Linked DNA regions of Homo sapiens: region 1 is linked to region 2. Evidence: read pairs that join two places in POLR2A ChIA-PET (ENCODE). Cell type or tissue: Panc1. All regions are shown on one strand. Links, peaks and the distances in the headings refer to the core of each region. The heading gives the core; the rest is flanking DNA.

Evidence for each region. ChIA-PET counts read pairs that join two places held together with the same protein. Peaks named below come from ENCODE experiments on the same cell type or tissue, not always from the same donor. Only the 100,000 strongest peaks of a DNase experiment are listed, where the experiment ranks them.
Region 1: POLR2A ChIA-PET joins it to region 2 with 5 read pairs; 3 of 35 experiments call an interaction of 5 or more read pairs at or near these places.

What each region holds. Positions count from the first base shown.
Region 1 is chr11:9,545,236-9,553,162 of GRCh38, forward strand. No RefSeq gene overlaps it. Among named protein-coding and RNA genes, the nearest start is that of WEE1, 24 kb to the right of the region's middle. RefSeq lists a cis regulatory region at 6,563-7,191. In Panc1, for the core only: no CTCF peak of the experiment used is centred there; no DNase peak of the experiment used is centred there.
Region 2 is chr11:10,310,614-10,318,540 of GRCh38, forward strand. All of the region lies in intron 1 of CAND1.11 (a long non-coding RNA gene), which reads left to right. Among named protein-coding and RNA genes, the nearest start is that of CAND1.11, 6.3 kb to the left of the region's middle. RefSeq lists a silencer at 4,282-4,351. In Panc1, for the core only: no CTCF peak of the experiment used is centred there; no DNase peak of the experiment used is centred there; H3K4me3 peaks cover 493 bases; H3K27ac peaks cover 4,353 bases.

The DNA.
Region 1 (7,927 bases), core at 1,010-6,009, 770 kb before region 2:
CTCCTAAATTTTTTTCAAAGTTTTCAACTTCTTTGCCTTTGGTTTGAATGTCCTCCCGTAGCTCAGAGTAATTTGATCGTCTGAAGCCTTCTTCTCTCAGCTCGTCAAAGTCATTCTCCGTCCAGCTTTGTTCCATTGCTGGTGAGGAACTGCATTCCTTTGGAGGAGGAGAGGCGCTCTGCTTTTTAGAGCTTCCAGTTTTTCTGTTCTGTTTTTTCCCCATCTTTGTGGTTTTATCTACTTTTGGTCTTTGATGATGGTGATGTACAGATGGGTTGTTGGTGTGGATGTCCTTTCTGTTTGTTAGTTTTCCTTCTAACAGACAGGACCCTCAGCTGCAGGTCTGTTGGAGTGCCCGGCCGTGTGAGGTGTCAGTCTGCCCCTGCTAGGGGGTGCCTCCCAGTTAGGCTGCTGGGGGGTCAGGGGTCAGGGACCCACTTGAGGAGGCAGTCTGCCCGTTCTCAGATCTCCAGCTGCATGCTGGGAGAACCACTGCTCTCTTCAAAGCTGTCAGACAGAGACATTTAAGTCTGCAGAGGTTACTGCTGTCTTTTTGTTTGTCTGTGCCCTGCCCCCAGAGGTGGAGCCTACAGAGGCAGGCAGGCCTCCTTGAGCTGTGGTGGGCTCCACCCAATTCGAGCTTCCCGGCTGCTTTGTTTACCTAAGCAAGCCTGGGCAATGGCGGGTGCCCCTCCCCCAGCCTCGCTGCCACCTTGCAGTTTGATCTCAGAGTGCTGTGCTAGCAATCAGCGAGACTCCGTGGGCCTAGGACCCTCCGAGCCAGGTGCGGGATATAATCTCCTGGTGTGCCGTTTTTTAAGCCCGTCGGAAAAGCGCAGTATTCGGGTGGGAGTGACCCGATTTTCCAGGTGCCATCTGTCACCACTTTGTTTGACTAGGAAAGGGAACTCCCTGACCCCTTGCGCTTCCCGAGTGAGGCAATGCCTCGCCCTGCTTCGGCTCGCACACGGTGCGCGCACTCACTGACCTGCACCCACTGTCTGGCACTCTCTAGTGAGATGAACCCGGTACCTCAGATGGAAATGCAGAAATCACCCGTCTTCTGCGTGGCTCACACTGGGAGCTGTAGACTGGAGCTGTTCCTATTCGGCCATCTTGGCTCCTCCCGCCGAAATTTTTAAGTTCTAAACAACTCTTTAATCAGTGACAAACCAAAACTGAATTACAGACTTTTATTTTTTTTTTGAGATGGAGTCTTGCCCTGTCGCCCAGGGTGGCATGCAATGGTGTGATCTCAGCTCACTGCACTGTCCGCCTCCCGGGCTCAAGCAATTCTTGTGTCTCAGCCTCCCAACTAGCTGAGACTATATGTGTGTGCCACCATGCCAGGCTAAGTTTTGTATTTTTAGTAGAGATGGGGTTTCATCATGTTGGCCAGGCTGCTCTCAAACTCCTGACCTTAAGCAGTCTGCCTGCCTCAGCCTCCCAAAGTGCTGGGATTACAGGGGTGAGCCACTGTAACTGGCCGGACTATTTTAAACTATACAACGATGAGAATGTATGCTCTTCAATTACACATAGAAGTATGAATGATCCTCACAAACATAATGCTAAGCAAAAGAAACTAGACACAAGGGTACAGACTAACAATTCTCTGCCATCTGAAGTCAGGTAGTGGTTACACTTGGTAGGGAGGCCAAGTTAGGGAGTAGAAGGAAGTCCAAGGATGAGTTGCCAGGGCCAACCAGCTTCATGAGCATGCGCACAAGGCCCTGCACTTAGGCTCAGCGTTTGGCTAACACTCTGCTGTCACCATTTCAAAATTATTATTATTATTATTATTTGAGATGGAGTCTCACTCTATTGCCCAGGCTGGAGTGCAATGGCGCGATCTTGGCTCACTGCAACCTCCACCTCCCGGGTTCAAGCGATTCTCTTGCCTCAGCCTCCCGAGTAGCTGGGATTACAGGCATGTGCCACCATGCCTGGCTAATTTTTGTATTTTTAGTAGAGATGGGGTTTCACCATGTTGGCCAGGCTGGTCTTGAACTCCTGACCTCAGGTGATCCACCCGCCTCGGCCTCCCAAAGTTCTGGGATTACAGGCGTGAGCCACTGCACCCAGCCAAAGTCGTTAATGATATTTGACCAAAGGGCTGAGCATTTTCATTTTGCACTAGGTCCTGCAAATTATGTCATTGGTACTGGCAATGTTCTGTTTCTCAGTCTGGGTGTTGAATTTGTGAATATTCACCAAACTGAACATATTTTGATATGTTTGCTTTTCTGTATGTGTATCATACTTCAATACAAAGCTTAAAAACAGAACTATAGGCTATTTTAAAAATAACTCATGAAACACTACTTATGAAATGCAGCCAAAGTAGTATTCACAAGAAAATGCATGGCTGTAAACACTGTTATTGCTTAGTGAGAATAAAAGTTCATTAACAAAGTAGACAATGCAGGAAATTAAAAGGGGAAAATGTCACAGTAAGGTAAAATCTAAAGAAAGCAAAAGGAAAAAATTAAGGATAAAAGCAAACTGAATTATTTCAAAACCAGAAAAACAATATAATTGGCCCGGTGTGGTGGCTCATGCCTGTAATCCCAGTGCTTTGGGAGGCCAAGGGAGGAGGATCATTTGAGGCCAGGAGTTCAAGACTGGCCCAGGTAACACAGCAAGACCTTGTCTCTACAACAACAACAAAATTAGCCCGGCATGGTGGTGCATGCCTGTAGTTCTAGCTGCTCAGAGGCTGAGGCAGGAGGGTTACTTGAGCCCAGGAACTGGAGATTATAGTCAGCTATGATCACACCACTGCGCTCCAGCCTGGATGACAGGGAAAGACTCTGTCTCTAAAAAAAAATTTTGGGGGCCGGGCACGGTGGCTCACGCCTGTAATCCCAGCACTTTGGGAGGCCGAGGTGGGCGGATCACGAGGTCAGGAGTTTGAGACCAGTCTGGCCAACATGGTAAAACCCTGTCTCTACTAAAAATACAAAAATTAGCCAGGCATGGTGGCAGGCACCTGTAATCCCAGCTACTTGGGAGGCTGAGGCAGGAGAATCACTTGAACCCGGGAGGCGGAGGTTGCAGTGAGCCGAGATTGCGCCACTGCACTCCAGCCTAGGTGACGAGGGAAATTCCGTCTCAAAAAAAAAAAAAAAAATTAAGACAATATAGTTGATGAATAACTCTAAGATCTGGTTATTTGGCAAGAAGCAAGCAACAAATTTGATAAACCACTAGCTAACAAAACAAACTAAAAAAGAAATGACATAAATATACACATCAGGAATGAAAAAGGGTTTATAGCCATCAGTACAGAGGAAATGAGAATTACAAGGGAATACCTTGCCCAACCCAATACTAATACAATATAAAATCTGAATGAAATAGATAATATTTGAGGAAATATAAAATTACCAATTGGGACTCAAAAATCTAAACAGATAAATAATGATGGATAAAAGCTGTCAAAAGATATACTTAAGGACCTAAGCTAAAACTAGATAGGTTAATGAGCAACTTCTTTCAAATATTCAGGTAATCAATCATACTCATATTCCAAAGGATAGATAAACATCTCAGTGTTCCATAAAGCCAAAATTTTACATCATACAGCAGGAAAACTATGGACCAGTCTCATTTATAAATGTAGATTTAGAACACCTTAAAAAACACAGGCACATCTTGGGACTAGATTATGAAATAGAAAAGTATAATTAAAAATTAAGGCTGGGCACAGTGGCTCATGCCTGTAATCCTAGCACTTTGGGAGGCTGAGGCAGGCGGATCACCTGAGGTCAGGAGCTTGAGATCAGCCTGGCCAACATGGTGAAACCCCGTCTCTACTAAAAATACAAAAATTAGCCAGGTCTGGTGGCGCATGCCTGTAATCCCAGCTACTGGGGAGACTGAGGCAGGAGAATCGCTTGAGCCTGGGAGGTGAAGGTTGCAGTGAGCTAAGATGGTGCCCTGCACTCCAACCTGGGCAACAGAGCAAGACTGTGTCTCAAAAAACATTTTTTTAAATTAAAACAATCAAAAAATTAAAATTAAAAACATTAAAAAGGAAAAACAAAATGTAAAACTCAGGCACATCTCATTTTATTGCTCTGCTTCATTAGGCTTTGCAGATACTTCGTTTAAAAAAATATTTTATTTTTCAGACCGCAGGTAACTGAAACTGCAGAAACTGAAACCACAGATAAGCAGGGACTGATTTTGTTATAAAATGGGGCGCCCTGTGCTTGGACGTCTTCTTTATTTTATTTTTTTATTTTTTGAGACAGAGTCTCGCTCTGTTGCTCAGGCTGGAGTGCAGTGGAGTGATCTTGGCTCACTGCAGCCTCCACTTCCCAGGTTCAAGTGATTCTTCTGCCTCAGCCTCCTGAGTAGCTGAGATTACAGGTGTGTACCACCACATCCCACTCATTTTTTGTATTTTTAGTAGATACGGTTTTTTGCCATGTTGCCCAGGCTGATCTCGAACTCTTGGCCTCAAGTGATCCACCTGCCTCAGCTTCCCAAAATGCTGGGATTACAGGCATGAGCCATTGTGCCTAGCCAAATACTGCATTTTTACAAATTGAAGGTTTGTGGCAACCCTATATTTAGCAAGTCTGTCAGGCCATTTTCCCAACAGCATATGCTCATTTCGTGTTTCTTTGTCATATTTTAGTAATTTTTGCAATATTTCAAACTTTTTTATTATTATTATGTCTATTATGTTGATCTCTGATCTTTGATGTTACAACTGTAACTGTTTCAGGGTGCCACAAACCGTGCCCATACAAGATGGTGAATTTAATCTATAAATGTTGTGTGTGTTCTGACTACTGCATGGACTGGGTGTTCCTCTGTCTCTCTCCCTCTACTGCAACCTCCTCATTTCCTGAGACACAAAAATACTAAAATTAGGCCAGCTGGAACCCTACAGTGGCTTCTAAGTGTTCAAATGAAAGAAAGAGTCACACATCTCTCATTCTCAAAAGCTAGAAATAATTAAGCTTAGTTAGGAAGTCATGTCGAAAGCTGGGACAGGCTGAAAGTTAGTTAGCTAAGTTGTAAATGCAAGGGAAAAGCTTTTGAAGGAGATTAAAAGTGCTACTCCAGTGAATACACAAATGAGATAAGAAAGCAGAACAGCCTTATTGCTGATATGGAGGATGTTTGAATGGTCTGGATAGATCAAACCGGCCACAACATTCCCTTAGGCCAACGCAAGGCCCTAATTCCCTCCCTTTTTTTTTTTGAGAGGAAGTCTCTGTCGCCCAGGCTGGAGTACAATGGTGTGATGTCAGCTCACTGCAACCTCCGCCTCCCGGGTTCAAGTGATTCTCCCCACTCAGCCTCCCCAGTAGCTGGAATTACAGGTGCCCGCCACCACGCCTGGCTAATTTTTGTATTTTTATAGAGATGGGGGTTTCACCATGTTGGCCAGGTTGTTCTCGAACTTCTGACCTCAGGTGATCCACCCGCCTCAGCCTCCCAAAGTGCTGGGATTACAGGTGTGAGCCACTGCGCCCGGCCCAATCAATATTATTATTAATATCCCCATTAAAGTCAGGAGCTAGACAAGGATTCTCACCACCTCTGTTATTTAATGTTGTTCTGGAAGTGCTAGTTAATGCAATTAGACAATGGAATAAAAGTCAAAATACTAAAGTGGATGAGAGCATTATTATCAATTACCTGATTGTCGGCCTAGAAATCCAAAATGATCAAATGAATAGTTGTTAGAACTAATACAAGAGAGGCCGAGCGTGGTGGCTCACGCCTGTAATCCCAGCACTTTGGGAGGCCGAGGCGGGCGGATCACGAGGTCAGGAGATCGAGACCATCCTGGCTAACACGGTGAAACCCTGTCTCTACTAAAAAATATAAAAAATTAGCCGGGCATGGTGGCGGGTGCCTGTAGTCCCTGCCACTCGGGAGGCTGAGGCAGGAGAATGGCGTGAACCCGGGAGGCAGAGGTTGCAGTGAGCCGAGATCACGCCACTGCACTCCAGCCTGGGCGACAGAGGGAGACTCTGTCTCAAAATAAATAAATAAATAAATAAATAAATAAATAAATACAAGAGCACAGAATATTCTTTCTATATTTCTTTTATTTGCACTTATTTTATAATGGTTATTTTTCTGTGCTGTGTTGTTTCTAACAATTGGCTGACAAGCATACTGACAGAGCCAATTGTTTCTAACAATTGGTTTCAAGCACACAGGACCCTGAAAGTCAGCAGAGCTTGGTAGTGGAGGCTGAGAGTGGGGATGGGATGGGCAGAAACAGTTACAGCTTGGATCCCTCAAAAACCTTAAATGGGGCTGGGTGCAGTGGCTCACGCCTGTAATCCCAGCACTTTGGGAGGCCGAGGTGGGCAGATCACTTGAGGCCAGGAGTTCGAGGCCAGCCTGGCCAACATGGTGAAACCCCATCTCTACTAAAAATACAAAAATTAGCTGGGCGTGGTGGCTGTGCCTGTAATCCCAGCTACGTGGGAGGCCGAGGCATGAGAATCACTTGAACCTGGGAGGTGGAGGCTGCAGTGAGCCAAGATCGTGCCACTGCACTCCAGCCTAGGGGACAGAGCAAAACCTTGTCTCAGAAAAACAAAACAAAACAAAAACCTTAAATGGAAGGCAGGCGATGGCAGTCAACATCAGCCAGAGTGTGTGTGAGCAATCCTAATGTTCTGAGGCTAGAATGGGGTTGGTGGAGGAGACACAACAGAGCCTTTAACGCTGCTCTTGACATTGCACTGCACCACATTGAAGTGAGGCTACAATGAACCAGAGGGATCCAGGAAGCCCTCTTCCTTATCAGCACCTCTCCACGGACTGCAGGCAGAGCAGAAAGCTGTTTGTCTGACGGTGGCGGGAAGGTCATTCCAGATGAAGAAACCAGATTAAAAAACAGAAGCACAGGCTCCTTTCCCAAGAGCAAAGCTAGAGGAGGGACAAAGCCACGTGAGGAAATGAGGAAGGGTCAGGCATATGTGGCTTGAAAGAGAGGAGAGCTCTAAGTATATCAGAAAAGGCAAGGGGATGGCTCTTCAGGACTCATGTCGTAATTCTGTCTGCCCTATCCTGTTTCAGAGATGACAAGGCCTTCCTCCTGGCTCTCTCTTTAGTAGGCACCTAAGCACTTTGACTTATTGTTCTCTCATTCAATCCATGCAACAACTCTTAGAAGTCAGATTTTTTGACAGTTTTTAAAATTTACTTATAAAAATTTATTTTTAATTTTCGAGGGTATGTAGTAGGTATATATGTTTATGGGGCATATGGGATATTTTGATACAGCCATACAATGTGTAATAATCACATCAGGGGAAATGAGGCATCCATCCCCTCAAGCATTTATCCTTTGTGTTATAAATAATCCAATTATACTCTTTTAGTTTTTTTTTTTTTAGAGATGGAGTCTTGCTCTGTCACTCAGGCTGGAGTGCAGTGGCACGATCTTGGCTCACTGCAAACTCTGCCTCTCAGGTTCAAGCAATTCTTCTACCTCAGCCTCCCAAGTAGCTGGGATTACAGGCATGCACCACCATGCCTAGTTAATTTTTGTATTTTCAATAAAGACGGGGTTTCACCATGTTGGTCAGGCTGGTCTCAAACTCCTGACATCAGGTGATCCTCCCCCCTCGGCCTCCCAAAGTCCTGGGATTACAGGCATGAGCCACTGCGCCTGACCTGTATGTCTCCTTTTGATAAATGTCTATTCAGATATTTGGTGAGCCACTGTGCCCGGCCAATCCAGTTTTAAAATGGGCAAAAGATCTGAATAGACATTTATCAAAAGGAGACATACAGATCAGGCACAGTGGCTCATGCCTGTAATCTCAGGACTTTGGGAGGCCGAGGCGGGTGGATCACCTGAGGTCAGGAGTTCGAGACCAGCCTGACCAACATGGTGAAACCCTGTCTCTACACAAAAAGTTAGCTGGGCATGGTGGTG
Region 2 (7,927 bases), core at 1,324-6,323:
CTGAACTGACTCAGAGAGAGAGAGAGAGAGAGAGACAGAGAGAGAGAGAGAGAGAGAGAGAGAGAGAGCGCTATGACATAAGGCCCCTCCTTTCCCCAGCTGAGAAGGAGAAGGCCTTGTTATCCTGAGTCTCACAGAGGTTTCTGCCAAAGCCAGGCTGGAGGCTTGGTCTTCATGTGCATGGGAAGAAGGGTGAGGCTAGATAGCTATCTGGTGGTCCCACTGGTCTTGTTCCAGAGCTATTTTGGAACATTCTGGAAAAACAATAAAATGACTGTGGCCACACAGGCAGCTGAATTTAGTAGGTTTTTGTACATTTATCCAACATTAGGAAAGTAGTTTTGAGTATTAAGATACAATTTTAGAGCATAAAAAATGCATTTTACTTATTTACAATATTTATTCAGTGTAGAAGAAAAAGATTCACCTGCAATACTACTTTCAGAGATAACCACTATTAATATTTTAGACATTTTAATCTTTTATTTATTTATTTATTTTTTTAGAGACAGGGTTTTGCTCAGTTGCCCAGGCTGGAGTGCAGTGGTTTGATCAAGCTCACTGCCTCAGACTCCCAGGCCCAAGCAATCCTCCTGCCTCAGCCTCCTGAGTAGGGGTGACTATAGGCATGATGCCTGGCTAACTTCCTTTTAGACATTTTTATGTATTATACCTATACACACTTTAAAAAATTGAATTCAGTGGAGAGAGCTGAATTAAACCTACTCAGTTTAAGGCAAATTGTCATTACCAATCTGCGCAAGGCTTCTCTCTTTTTAAAATTATTTTATTTTTTCTTCTTTAATTTCCATATCCCTTCACATCTCCTTTATAGGAACCTCTTTAATGTGTTTGATATCTGTGCTTATTATAGTACGCAATCTTGTAAAATCTGCTGTGTTATTTCACAACTTTACATGTTTTTAACCTGCAAACACATTGTGTTAAAATATTTATTGTTTCCTAATCTCACTCAACACTTTAAAAAAATTATCCAGGTAGATTTGTTTCCTCTTACTGCTGAATATTACTTATTTTATGGATCTGCCACATTTTACTTTTCTTGTCTTTTAATGAGGGACACTTGGGTTGCCCCCAGTAACCCTCTGCCACAAACAATATGTAAATTAACCTTCCATTTCATGTCCTCTTATGGGTCTAAATGGAAATTTCTTGGAGATATATACCCAGAAATGGCATCATTTAGTTAAAAGGCTTCTACATACAGATTACGCTAAATTGTATGAGATTGCTTTCCAAAATGCCTGTACCAGTATTCATTTCCACCAGCAGTACCTGAGAGTTCTCATCTCCCCATGTCATTGCAATATTTGTATGTATGATGGTTAATTTCATATGTCAACTTGACTGGGCTAAGGGATGCCCAGATAGATGGTAAAAAATTATTTCTGGGTATGTCTGTGAGGATGTCTCCAGAGGAGATTAGCTTTGGAACCGGTAGACTGAGTAAAGAAGCTCTCTCACCAATGTGGACAGGCATTATCTAATCTGTTGAGACCTGGAATAGAACAAAAAAGGCAGGGGAAGGGCAAATTCTCCCTCTGTTTTCTTGTGCTGGGACATCCATCTTCTCCTGCCCTTGGACATCAGACCTCTTGGTTCTTGAGGTTTCCAACTTACACCAGTGGCCTCACTCCATACTGAGACTGGGAGTTATACCATCAGTTTCCCCGGTTTTCAGTCCTTTGGACTCGGACTGAATTACACCCCCAGTTTTCCTGGTTCTCCAGTTTGCAGACGGCATATCTTGAGACTTACCAGCATCCATAATTGCATAAGCCAGTTCCCATAATAAACAAACCAACAAATCTATACATATCCTACTGATTGTGTTTCTCTAGAAAACCCTGAGAAATATAGCATGGATTGTCTTCTGATGTTTGCCATGCTGATGGGTATAAAAGTAATATTGTTTTACTTTCCATTACTGGTTGCTGGTGAATTTTGGCATATCTTCATTTATTTATTGGTCATTTGAACTTTTCCTAGTGGGCTACACAATTAAAAAGAAGTGAGATCATATTTGTCCATGATCTGCTGATGTGTTTTTTTTTTTTTTTTACTTCTCAGTATATTTGGGCATCTTTTGATGCCAATAAATATATCTATGCAACATCATTTTAATATCCTGCACAGTATTTCATTTTATTAAAATGAAATGAAACAAATTATGAAACAAATCATAATTTGTTTAACCATTCTTTGCTGTTGGATGTTAAGGTTATTTTGGTTTTGGGGTGTGTGTGTGTGTGTGTGTGTGTGTGTTTCTCACTCTGTCCCAGGTTGGAGTGCAGTGGCACAATCATAGCTTACTGTAACCTGAATACCCGGGCCCGACCAATCCTTCTGACTCAGCCTCTTGAGTAGCTGGGACTACAGGTGTGCACCACCATGCCCAGCTAATTTTAAAAATATTTTGTAGACTGGGGTCTCACTATGTTGCCCAGGCTGGTCTTGAACTCCTGGCCTCAAGTGATCCTCCTGTCTTGGCCTCCCAAAGTGTTGGGATTACAGGCATGAGCCACTACTCCTGGCTGAGTGCTAAGATTTTCCCTCTGTGTTTTTACCATTAAAAATGGCCCCAATATAGCTGGGTGCTGTGGCTTGCACCTGTATTCCCAGCTACAAGGAGGCCGAGGTGGGAGGATCACTTGAAGCCAGGAGTTCGAGACCAGCTTGGGCAACATAGGGGGATCCCATCTCTAAACAATTTTTTAAAGCCCTCAATGAACATTTTTATGTGCATTCAACTCATCTTTGAGTAATTTAATGACTATTTTTTAGGATAAATTATTACAAATAAAATTATTGGGTCATTGGGTCTGTACTCTTTTTTGTTAAAGCATTTGAGCCAGATTGCCTTCTGGAAGGATCAATTTTTACTTCTACTAACAGTATAAAAAAGTCAATTTCTGGCCAGGTGCAGTGGCTCATGCCTGTAATCTCAGCACTGTGGGAGGCCAAGATGGGTGGATCACCTGAGGTCAGGAGTTCGAGACCAGCCTGACCAACATGGTGAAACCCCGTCTCTACTAAAAATACAAAAAATTAGCCGAGTGTGGTGGCAGGTGCCTGTAGTCTCAACTACTCAGGAGGCTGGGGCAGGAGAATCGCTTGAACCTGGGAGGCAGAGGTTGCAGTGAGCCACGATTGCGCCATTGCACTCCAGCCTGAGTGACAAGAGTGAAACTCTGTCTCAAAAAAAAAAAAAAAGTCAATTTCCTATTTCCTTTGAAACACTGAACATTATTCTTCTTTTCAATTAATAATATTATGTCATGTAATAGGTAAACATGGTGTTTCCTATTGCTCTTTAAAAAGTTTTATTCTTTTCTCATGTTTTTGAGACTGTATTTTATATCCTTAATAATTTAAAACATTTAGTTTATAGTTTCGTTCTAATAACTCTGCTACCTTTATCTGCTGACTCTTATTCATTGTGATGTATTTCTTCCTATTTCCTGTAATTTGGGGTTCCGAGCTCATCTTATTAAAGCTTAGTTGATGGTAATTCTGTGTGGACTGGGTTGAGTCCCTTCAGAGAGATTTATGTTTGCTTCTGCCAATTGTCCCAAGGTTATTACCCATCTGAGACCATTCTTTATATTAATTTCTTAATTTTATGTTTATGAACCACGCAAAAGTGCATCTGTGCTGGTGATGTGGGGTGTAGCATTTTGAGAGTCCTTGGATTTACTTGAGTATCTCAGTTCCTTTTCTTCTGTCCCTAAACAAATCTCTGTTACCAAAGGGAGGAAACCCCTTCCGCAAAGCCCAGGCAACTGCTTTTCAGCTCAAGTTTTCTACTCTGGATTTTAGTTACCTTGGTTTAGTTTTCTGTGGCTTTCCTGTATTTTCATGGGGTTCAGCTATGCATTTAAAAGGATATTAAGTGTATTTTACTTAGCATTTCTAGATGTTTTATAGTAGCAGGATTTTCAACTTAGTCTGCTATATCACCAGAAAGAGGAATCAGCATTGTTTAAAAAACAAAACTTTAGACAAATTAAATTTAACATAGTTTAACTGCGTAAAGAAGGATTCATGAATCAGGCAGCCCCCGAGAGCCAGAGTAAGTTCAGAGCATCTCTGGTGCTGCCACGTGGTTGGAGAGGATTTATGGACAGAAAAACAAAAGTGACATTGAGAAAATGGAAGTGAGGGACAGAAACAGCCAGACTGGTTACAGCTCTGTGTCTGCCTTTTTAAAACAAGGTTTAAACACTTAGCAACCTGTGAGTAGTTGAAGTATGGCTTCTGTGATTGGCTGAGACTTGGCTGCTTGTTGCAAGAGTAGGTTACAGTGTGTTTTCACATCGTTAGGTTACCGTTCACTACGTATGCAAAAAGCTTTTGGCCAAACTTAAAATATTTAAGGAAGCAGATTTAGACTAAATTTAATTTAACAGCATCAACTCTTCTCACTACTTTAACTTATTTCCATGATTATTAGTGTAGCTTGAGTATTTTTGATGTCTTCATGATCATTTATATTTCCCCTTATATATATATTATTATTGTTTATTTATTTACTTATTTATTTTATTTATTATTAACAGACAGGGTCTCGCTTTGTCACCCAGGCTGGAGTGCAGTGGCATGATCATAGCTCATTGCAGCCTCCAGCTTCTGGGTTCAAGTGATCCTCCTGCCTCAGCCTCCTGAATAGCTATGACTATAGGCGTGTACCACCCTGGTTAATGTTTAAATGTTTTGTAGAGAGGAGGTCTCACTATGTTGCCCAGGCTGGTCTTGAACTCCTGGGCTCGAGTGGTTCTCCTGCCTCGACCTTCCAAAGTGCCGGAATTATAGGACTGTAATTATAGGATTATAAATGAGCTACCACGCCCTGCCATTTTTTTTTTGAGTTCTTGATTCATTCATTCTGTTGGAATATTTGTTTTTTTCCTGTTGATCTGAAATACTTTAATATTCTTATTGATTAAGAATACTAAAGTTTTGTCACATAGAGACACACCTTTTTTCTTTTTGTAGAGAGAGTGTGGCTTATTTTTTGCCATATAAAACTTATAAATATTTATATAATCAAAGATACCGATGTTTTCCTTTATAATTTCTGTCTTTACTGGCTTGCTTACGAAGTCTTTCTCTGCCTCAATATTTTAGAATAGCCATCTCTTTTTTTCTAATATTTTTATGATTTTGTTTTATACTTTAAACATTTTATTTTATTTATTTTTTTGAGACAAGGTCTCACTCTGTTGCCCAGGCTGGAGTGCAGTGGCGTGATTGTGGCTCACTGTAGCCTCGACCTCCTGGGCTCAGGTGATCCTCTCACCTCAGCCTCCCTAGTAGCTGGGACTACAGGTGCACACCACCACGCCTGGCTAATTTTTAAATTTTTTGTAGAGATGGGGTTTCACCATATTATCCAGGCTAAACATTTTAAAGCAAATGGAATTTATTTTGGCATCTGATGAGGTAGGGATTTAACTTTTATTTTCCCCTAAATTGTTAGCCAATTGTCCAGTATTTATACTGAGTAATGCATATTTTCTGTAGGACCTGAGGGTCTTCCTTCATCATATGCACCAGAGGTTTTTAAACTGTGTTCCACAGAGAGTTTTCCTGAGTTACTTCTGAAGTTTTCTGGGGAGAAAAAGGGGAAGAAAAAAATGCTAGTCTCTCTCTCCAGCTTCTAGTGGAACATCTCTATTCCTTTTTTGTTTTATTCCTTTTTGTTGGTGCTCCTCGTCAGATTTTATTTGAAGATTTTATTTGAAGAAAGAATTCATCTTCCTGCAAATCAGTAATATAATAATTCTTAAATAGTAAATATTTAAATTTGTTTCTGGCCCTTTTAATCTCTTCCATTGCTCAGTCTGTCTTTTTCTGCACCAGTTTTACAACTTAAAAAATTATGAAAGCTTTCAAACGCACAAAAACAGAGAAATAATAATATAATGACCCCCCATATGCTCATCATTAAAATTCAATAATTATCATGATATTGCCACATTTGATTCATCTATCCTTTTTTCTTTTTTGTTTTTAAAAAATTTTTTTGCCAAAGTATGTTTTTTCTTTTCTTTCCTGCCTATCCTTCTCTTTTCTCTTCTTCCTCTTTCTTTTCTTCTTTTCTTAATAACTTTTTCCTTTTCTTCAATTTTCTTTTGTCCAGTCATCCTATCATATCACCCACACATACTTCAGTATGCATCTGTTTTAAAAAAATGAAAATAATGTTTTCTTATGTAGCCAAAATGCTATTGTCACACTTAACATTAAAAATAATTCTGCAGTATCATCTCATAGCCAGGCCATAATCAACTTTGCCCGATTGCCTCAAAAAATGTCTTTTGACAATGGTTTGTTCAAAATAGAATCCAGACAAATTTGTTCTATCTCTAGTGTTTCTTTAATCTAGAGCAAGCTCCTCCCACCTTTTGTTTTTGGCCATTGGCTTGTTAAAGAAAACAATGATTTAATAATTGTGATTTAGAACTGTTATTATCAAGAAAAATCTTGGTTCTCCTCTTCACTCTGCCTGTGTGGACTCAGCCAGAACATCCTGGCCTGCTCACTTGTGGGGGCTTGCCTGAGGGGAGGTGTGGAGTGGCCAGTGTTGCAGTATTTCTTACATAGAGAAAGGGTATCTTGAAATGTTATTGTTCATGCTTTTCTTTGCTACACTTTTTCCACTTGACCTTTTCCCTAGTAAATCAGAGGCATTGCCTTGAGGAGAATTAGGATTGGTACAACCGGAATGCTAACAGAAAGAAACAGTCAGAATGAAACAGTAAATGTTCAGTTTTCTGACTTTAAAATAGCCTCTTGAAGCCCACATCAAAAACAATAGTTTTGAAAGCCAAAGCCTTTTGTTTGCAGAGAACCAGGTTTTGTTGAGAGAAGAAAAGGCTCTTGAGAATCAAAAGGGAAGGCCCGGAAGCATCAGGGATTGGGCTTTACCCACACTGGAAAGAGACTAGAGGGAGAGCTGGACTAAGCCGCCTTCATCCTGGGCGGGGGGAGAGCAGGGACCTATGAGGTTGCAGGGAGGCCTTGGGAAAGAGCCCACAGAGAGGAGGACATCAGCATGGAGAGACTGCAGATCAGTCCCAGCAAACCTGTGGAGGCCAGTTAAATGCCTGGAGCTCATCCCCTGCCATTCAAGTGAGTCCCACTGTTGCCTGAGCCAAAGAGCCATGTTAGTTGCTCTTTTTACTACTGCTGGAGATCTTTCATCAATAGCAGCCTGCAAGTCACGCTCAGATGGCCCAGCAGATGTGATACTTGCCTAAGTCTGGAGTCATTGCTGAACCTTACCCTACCCACATTGCCCTACATGGCAGAGGACACTAATAAGCCACCCCCAACTTCTTAGACCAAAGGGCAGAGCAATTAACACCAAAGGGGTGCTAGAGCTGAAGGAAGAGTCACCCACCCCTGTGTTTGGGAGGGACTGGACTCTGGGGAGGCGTACTCCACTACATTCACAAGTCACAGATGCGGGGGAATCCCCCAGCCTTGTTTTGCTCCTATGTTCAGCTAGTTGGTAACCTTTTGTCTCAATTTAATAGGTTTGTTCCACCAGATAGAGCAGTGATCCTTAACCTCTTCTGCCTATTAAAGTCATGTGGGGGAAGCTTCAAAAAAAAAAAAAAAACTGACACCGAGCCTTATCCCTAACCAATTGAACTGGATTGTCTGTGGGTGGGGCCTGATGTCATTGTGTGATTGTGAGTAACATTTTATCTTTGTGAAGCCACTTAACTTTGTTCGGCCTACACATTGTCCCCATACAGCTATTTCAAAAATGCACCCTGGTGGTGCTAACAGACTGAGACCAACAGTTTATTTATTTATTCATTTGTTGTAGATTGAGGGTTGTTTCCAGTCAAACAGCCAGAAATAGAAGGGTTAACTGCAGCCAGTGGGGCAGGTG